2 separate regions of the Homo sapiens genome follow, and region 1 is linked to region 2. Evidence: chromatin contacts called from ENCODE Hi-C data. All regions are on one chromosome and are shown on one strand. Each heading gives the region's core, a stretch centred on a gene start or an enhancer-like site at or near the end of the contact. The rest is flanking DNA. Distances are from core to core; before and after follow the strand shown. Region 1 overlaps SLCO3A1 (solute carrier organic anion transporter family member 3A1). Region 2 has its middle 74 kb from the start of CRAT37.

Region 1 (3,800 bases), core at 385-2,884, 550 kb after region 2:
ACTTTGGTCTGGCCACATTTGGTGAATGGCTGCCCCTCCACCTTCCAGGGTGAATATCAAATTGTGTCCATATTCTTCCTTTAGCCCATGTGCCCAGATGCATTTTTTTTGGGCGGGGGAAGGTAGGTATTTTTCATTTTTATGGATACATAGTAGCTGTGTGTGTGTGTGTGTGTGTGTGTGTGTGTGTGTGTGTGTGTGTGTATGGGGTACGTGAGATTTTTTGACACAGGCCTACAATGTGCAATAATCACATCAAGGTAAATGGGGTATCCATCATCACCTCAAGCATTTATCATTTCTTTGTGTTACCGACATTCCAGTGATACTCTTTCAGTTATTTTTAAATGTAAAATAAATTACTGTTGACTGTAGTCACCCTGTTGCAATATCAGATACTAGAGTTTATTCATCCTGTCTATATTTTTGCACCCATTAACCATCCCCACCTCCCCTGCCCCCTTCCCAGCCTCTGGTAACCATCATTCTACTCTTTACCTCCCAAATGCATTTTGGGTACCAGCTATTTCTTTGGTCAGTGCTGGTACCACTAGTGGTGCTTTTTTTTTTCTTTTTCTCCTTTTTTTGAGACAGAGTCTCGCTCTATTGCCCAGGCTGGAGCGCAGTGTTGTGATCTCGGCTCACTGGTGCGATCTTGGCTCACTGCAACCTCCACCTCACAGATTCAGGCAATTCTCCCTGCTTCAGCCTGCCTAGTAGCTGGGATTACAGGTGCCCACCACCATGCCTGGCTTTTATATTTTTAGTAGAGATAAGGTTTTCACCATGTTGGCCAGGCTGGTCCCGAACTCCTGACCTCAGGCGATCTGCCCACCTCGGCCTCCCAAAGTCCTGGGATTACAGGTGTGAGCCACTGCACCCAGCCCACTGATGGTGCTTTTTAATGAGAAAGTCTGGTCAAGGGCAGCAAGGGCAGAGGCTGGTTCTAGTCCAGGATTCTCAACCTGTCTGCAGGTAGAATCACCTGGGGACTTTGGGAAAAGCCCATTGCCTAGTGTGTCTTCCAGACCAGCTTCATCACAATCTCCAGGAGTGAGACCTAGGGATTGGTGTTTTCTTTTTACAAGTTTCTGAGGTGAATCCAATGTGCAGCCCAGTTTGAGCCCCATTGATGTATCTGATCTAAGAGGTCAACAGGTGCAGTAATGTGGGGAGGGGCACATATGCTCTGGCTCTGTCATGTACTGTGTGGATTTGGTAACATTAGTGTTTGGTTTTGTTTGTAAACTTTGTGATGGAGATAATTCTATTACACAGTGTCTAACACCTAATTTGTGCTCAATAAATGGTCACCTCCTCACCGTCTCCTTCCCTGTTCACCTCCTCCTCAGACATAAGCAAGGTCAGTTATGTAATGCTGGCAGGCTGTTGGCAGCAGGCACCAGATAAATGTGTATTGCAGGTTTCCTGCTGTTTATGGATCATGTTTTATTCATGCACATATGATGCAGAATGCTCCCTCTGAGGGGAGAACTTTGAGCCTGCAGATTTAAGATGTGGCAATACATTTATATAAATTGAGGAGACGAAGGCAAGTGGGTGATGAGAAACGCAAAGCCCTGACGGAGGGTTTCACAGGCATTTAGGAAGTGGAGGCCAAGGATGTTCAAGCAGCCTGGAATTGCTCTTTTTCCTAGGTCAGCACTGCCCTCTAGTGGGGCAGAGTCACAGCCAACCCGCGTTTCCTCCTCACTCCTCCCACTTGCGAGAACCATCTAGGGTTAAAATTACTCCAAGTCCAGCCAAAGAAACAGCCTAGGGAGACCAGCCATGCACGCCCCCATTCTTGGACTCATTGTTCCTGAAACACAAAGATAATTCTAGAAAGCTTCTATTCATGCCAGATATCAGAAGATTTGCATGCATTACATATAATTCTCACTGTTCTACAAGACTGATAACCCTTCTTCCCAGACTCAGAGTTGGGAAGTGAATCTTCCAGAAATTGAGAAATGTAACCAGGATTCCAGCCTGGTAGGAATCAGCCTTGGCTGATTCTCACGCCTTCACCACTGTGCCGTGATACCTGCTCTTTCTCTAGGAACTAGGTCCCGGAGTCCTGAGTTAAAATCCACTTCCACCATGTACAAGCTGTGTGACCTTGGTGCAGCTGACTGATCTCTCTGCGCTTCTGTATTCTCATCTACAAAAAGAGTCTCATAAACTCACCTTATCAAGGCATAGTGAGAATGATTGACCTTGAATAAATCAGAAGGGGCAGAGAAAGAGCTGAAGAAAATGACTGCCTCTGGATGGTAGGAAAACTGTGTTTTCCCCCTGCTGAATGCATTACTTTTATAATCAGACGAAATGATCACTTTCCTTGTAAAGAGGTAGAAGCCGTCACCCGTGTGTACCAGCCCTGCGAGATATTATAGGAGAGACCGTTTTCTTGTTTCCTCGAAGTTGAGTCAAGCAAATCTCAAGATTCCTCTAAAGAAAACCTCAGGCTTCCCCCAAAGGGATCTCTCATTTTGTCAAGTACAGAACCCTCAGCTCTGCCCTTCTGCTGCCCAGCTAGCTTGGTGCTGTCTCTGTCACTGCTAAGAAGTCAGGACTGACTGTCATGTGAGATCTCACTGTCCTCAGGTGCCCTCCCTTCCCACGTTCAGGAAGGGATCTGAGCAGAGGTTTGAGTGCAGGGCAGCGTGACTCCTGGGTACAGTAGGTTCTCCCTTCACCACTCTCCCAAGGACAGCTGAGAAGTGCCTGGTCCTTGCAGTTCCGTTCTATCAGCACCTGAAATTCTATTGCAATAGATAATTGTATTCTTCAGAAGTATGTTCTTCAGAGAATCGTATTTGTCTCTAAGCTTTCTGTCATTAGGAGAACTGTGTTGGGATTTATTAAAAATTACTCATAAGAAATAAGCCTTGTGCATAGAAACAGACGAGAAGGGAAGATCTAAATGCATGTCAGTGTTTCTGGGTGGTGAGAGATGGTGATTTGTGCTGTCATCTTTGTAATAATGATTGCTAAAATTTATTGAGCACTTACTGTATGCCAGGCGCTGTGGAAAGCCCTTGTGAGGCACTAATCACCCAAACCTCAAAACAATCCTGCGAGGTGGGTACTGTTAACCTCACTCACAGGTGAGAGTATGGAGGGCCAGAGTAGGTAAGTACCTTTGTCAAGGTCACACAGCCAGTGACTGCAGACCCTGGCCATGCAGCTCTAGGGTCTGTGTTCTTGGCCACTGTGTTATTCTGCCTCTCTACGCTTGGTTTATCCTCAGTCATCCTTAATGAGCATGTGCTGCTTTTAAAATGAAGAAAAGGGGTTTTGTTTGTAAATTAACTTACATGGTTCCAGGAATGATAAACGCATATGAAGAAAGACAGTACAAATATAATAATGCCTAAAGGGAAATATGAGAACGATGCTAATCCTTTACATGATCCTGTATTTTCCACATTCTCTAAAAAAAGCAGAGTTTACCTAAGTGATTTAAAACGTCATAAAAAAAGAAAATCCTGCTGTTAGAGGCACCAGTAAGAAGAACAAATAACAGCTGATGGTTTTTGAGAATGTCTGTGTTCCAGGAATTGATCAGAAGCATTCTGTGCACTACGTATTTGACCCTCAATAACCCCTTAGGAGGTAGGGATTGTTGTCATCCCATTTTACAGAGGAGGAAACTGAGGCCGAGGGAGCATTTGTACCATGCTCACAGACACACCAGTACAGCAGAGCCTTGACACCGATCCTCCCTCAAGGTCAGTAGTACCTCTCTGTCCTTTTCCACCCCAGGAGACCTTGAGGGTCAGAAACACGAATGG
Region 2 (3,910 bases), core at 266-2,765:
ATCCAAAAAGCAAGCACTAGGAAAACCAGCATATAATATTTTACTTATAATATAGACCTATACTTGTGTGAAAAGTGCAGCCAAACGACTGGAGATAAGTAAGCCATTTTCTTAACAAGAGTTGCCTCTTGGCACTGGGCTTACCCAGTGGTTTCTCTGGAACTGGCTAGCAAGAGACTATTGTTAAATATTTAGAAATGTTGAGAGCTAGTTGTTAAGCTGTTGGTAGCTTCAAATTGAACACAACTGAAGTATTTACACCGTGGAAACTGGCAAAGGCTATATAACCCAGGCTCCCTCCCTACTGCCCCAAAAGCCAGCTTACAAGCATATTACTCACTTTTCAGGCTTTCCATGCTTTGGGTATTGTGTTTTGTATTTACCCCTTTCTACTATAGCATAAATTAGCTCATGACCAAGAAAATAATAAATCCAGCAATGAATTAAGAAAGAGCAAAATGAAACTAAACTAAACTTAAATGAAACTAAACTAAATTAGCTTCCAGAAAACCTGTAGATGATCTGAACTGGCTCTCCCCCATTCTTGCTGCTACGGTCTAAATGTTTGTGTCCTCCAGAAATTCATATGTTGAAATCCTAACTCCCAGTGTGATGGTATTAGAAGGTTGGGCTTTTGAGAGGTAATTAGGTTATGAGGGTGGAGCCTCATGAATGGGATTAGTGTCCATATTGTGTCTCTGGGCCACAGAAGCCGCAGAGAGCTGCCTTGCTCCTTCTACCATGGTAGGTCACAGCACGAAGGTGTCATCTGTTAACCAGGAAACAGATCTTCACCAGATGCTGAATGTGCTGGCATCTTGCTCTTGGACTTCCCAGCTACCAGAACTGTGAGAAATAATAGTTTTTGTTTATAAGCCACCCAGTGTATGGTATTTTGTCATAGCAGCCCAAATGGACTAAGCCACTTGCTATTTTCTTTGAACTCAGAGTTGGCTGTTGGGTCAAAGAAAGACATGAAGCTTCGTATGTGTTCTCAGGGTGCAGCACCCTGCTGGTCTCTGCCTTAGGGAATGTGTGTCATCAGCCTAAATAAAGGAGAACAGCTGTATGTGCAAGGATGTGGGTCACATGGCACATTTTCCCAGAGTTCTTTTTGGAAACTGAGCCATCCTTTGGTCACAGGTGGTCTTACAGTAACTTGGGTGGCTTACAATTTCTTTATTGCTTTGCTTCATTCTATAAATCTAACTCCAAGGAGGACAAATGCTAGATTTAATAGGATATGTAAGATATAATTAACCTCCTCAGCCTGCTCATAGAAGATGAACAGTGAAGTTGAATTTCTCTGCCTGAGCACTGCAGAGGCAGAAAAAGACCACCTCCCTGCAACCTGTACATATGTGGTTATACTTCGCAGGTGCACACCGCACATACCATTAGGCACATGAAATTAGAGACACACTCAACAAAGTGCTCTATTCACCTGCCACAGTCTTGACATCAATATCATTATGAGCACATAGCTTTGATGGGGGTGAGCCGAGACTGTAATAAGACACCTATTGCAACTGTGGAGTAATATGATAAGCAGACCAGATAAAACAGGCAGCTTTCAATCCAAAGTCCAGAAGGGCACACAGAGACTTTTTTTTAGTCTCTTGCCTGTCTGGTCTGCTGAGTCATGGTCCTAACTTCTGTTGTTGGAAAAGGGAGCTTTGTATCAAATTATCCTTCACCCAGGGAGGCAAAACAGCCCCGTTTGTCCTGGCAAATTTCCTCCTGTTTGAGTCACTGAAATTAAACATTGAAAAGACCTATTATTTCCTCTGTCCATCCTCGGGGGAGTGATATAAAACAGATTCTTATATTCATTGCCTCTGTTTCTTCCTCCATCTGATTCTAATTAAAATAGCTGAGAAAATATCTATGGCCTAATTCGGAACCAGCAGAGCATAAGAATGATGGCTGTGCCAAATCAAATCAAGCAATATTTATTGAATAGCTCCACTCTTTGTCGAAATTCTTCTTAGCAGTTCTACTTCCTCAGCTAACTCACTGTATCCAAAATAGCATAGCTTACTGATTTGGGTAAATAAATAAATAAATAAATAAATAAATAAATAAATAAATGTAATAACAGATGCTATTTGTTGATCATATGTTTTGTGCCTGCTATTAGGCTATGTGTGTTATATTCATTATCATTTAATTTCCTCTGCCTGAAGCGTAGCTATTATTCTCCCATACTATAAATGAGGAAACAGAGACTCTGAGGAGTTGAGTAGCATGGTAACTAACACCATGTCCCTTCGCGGGTCATTCGTAGTCAGAATTCACCAAAGGCACCCTTCTAATACCTTGCCATGATGTTTCTCCACACTAACTTCTTTATCAAGATGATTGGATCCACTCCTCCATCTTATTTTCAAAAATAAATTTGAAAATTTCATATGCAGTTTTGGTGAGAGAAATGGAAAGACAAAAATCCGTGGAGAAAGGAGCAATTTGTGAAATATTCAATCCAGCTCGCACTAAACATCACAAAAGAGAAATGCACACTCTTTTGTGCATTTGAGTCAACTTTGAGTTAGTACATCGGCCTTAGAGATTTAATGCACAGTAGCCCCTTGCACACTGAAAAGGCTGGGAGGAATTAGGTGTCAGCCTTCCAAGACTGCGGCGCTTACCTGAATCATACAATGCCAGAGCTCATATGTCTAGCCATTTTCACTGGAAACGAACATAACAATCTGTCCCTTTATATGTAATTGCCTCTATTATAGCATGATGTTTCAAGCAGAGCTCCACAGAGAGAAAGGGGAAATAAAACACTTTGTTTACACCCCTGGCAAACAAAAATGCTTTCCAAACATTAGCTTTGTTCTTCCCGTTAAACACATATTTTACAGCAAATTCTTCTTGTAAGTTGTTTTCTCCAACGTGCAGGTCAATAAATGCTCTCATTATGGAATTCATCAGAGGATGATTTGTTGAGACATTAATCCAATTCAGCAGAGTCTCCTGAACAATCTCCTAATGTTTACAGACTCTTACTTTTTTTAAATTTCATGATCAAAAGAGTGTAGCAAATGCTACATATTTATTATGCTCTTTCTTTCTGTGTGCCAAAGGTTAATCACACAGTAAGTCTGAAGGCTCCATTTCCCTGATTCCTTTCAACTTTGAGTTAGTACATTGGCCTTAGAGATTTAAATCAACATCTCTCAATTGGAATTACCCCCCAAATTCCATCTGAGCTTTTTTGATTGCACAGCCTTTTTGCTGAAATCAATGACAAACATGACCTCGAGATGAGCTGCAAAGAACTCTGTAGGAAAGATTGGTCAAGACACTTTTTAGAGCAAAACATCTTCAAATTTAAATTCTATGAATTAAGCACCTACTAGGGAAATATATCTACTGAGTACTTTCTCATGCTCCAAATATTTTCAAGATCTCTCACAGATATCATTTTCATTTCTATGTATGGTATATTACTACACCTTATTGTTCAGAAAAGAAAACTGATTGAAAGGTTATGTGATAGGCAGAGCTAGAATCTAAAATAAGGATTATCTTGCCTCAGAACTTACCGTCTTTCCACCAGGAAAGCAAGGTCAGAAAACTATGATCCTGTGGCCTGTGGTTTTTGTAAATAAAGTTTTATTGGGACACAGCCATGCCCATTTGTTTGTGTGTCATCTATGGCAGCTTTTGCAATACAATGAGAGTTGAGCAGCTGCAACAAAGATTATCTGCCCCCAGAAGACTAAAATTTTACTATCTGGCCCTTTACAGAAAATGGTGACCTCTACTATAAAGAATTGTAACGTATTCTAGAATACATAGTGATGAATGAACATGGTTTCCACTTTCCAGCAATTCAAATTCTAGTTGAAGAGGCCAACAAACACCTAAGAAGCTCTCTAACAAAGATGTTCTACCTCAA

The links. Hi-C counts contacts between places; a loop is a spot of excess contacts on that map. Pooled maps may share reads with other maps.
Region 1: a loop to region 2 is called in a map of Calu3, with 5 times the contacts of the local background. The contact joins two enhancer-like sites. A Hi-C loop is called at or near these places in 13 of 168 maps with a recorded cell type or tissue (CD4-positive, alpha-beta memory T cell, Calu3, IMR-90 and 9 more) and 21 of 50 pooled maps.

The regions. Positions count from the first base shown.
Region 1 is chr15:92,080,782-92,084,581 of GRCh38, forward strand. All of the region lies in intron 2 of SLCO3A1 (solute carrier organic anion transporter family member 3A1), which reads left to right. Among named protein-coding and RNA genes, the nearest start is that of SLCO3A1, 230 kb to the left of the region's middle. RefSeq lists an enhancer at 1,566-1,615. Within about 2 kb of position 1,635, at least 3 of the 41 ENCODE cell types and tissues checked have a DNase peak (open chromatin) inside an H3K27ac peak, as active enhancers do; they include dorsolateral prefrontal cortex, where a contact is called at or near this core.
Region 2 is chr15:91,535,361-91,539,270 of GRCh38, forward strand. No RefSeq gene overlaps it. Among named protein-coding and RNA genes, the nearest start is that of CRAT37, 74 kb to the left of the region's middle. Within about 2 kb of position 1,516, at least 7 of the 41 ENCODE cell types and tissues checked have a DNase peak (open chromatin) inside an H3K27ac peak, as active enhancers do; they include dorsolateral prefrontal cortex, where a contact is called at or near this core.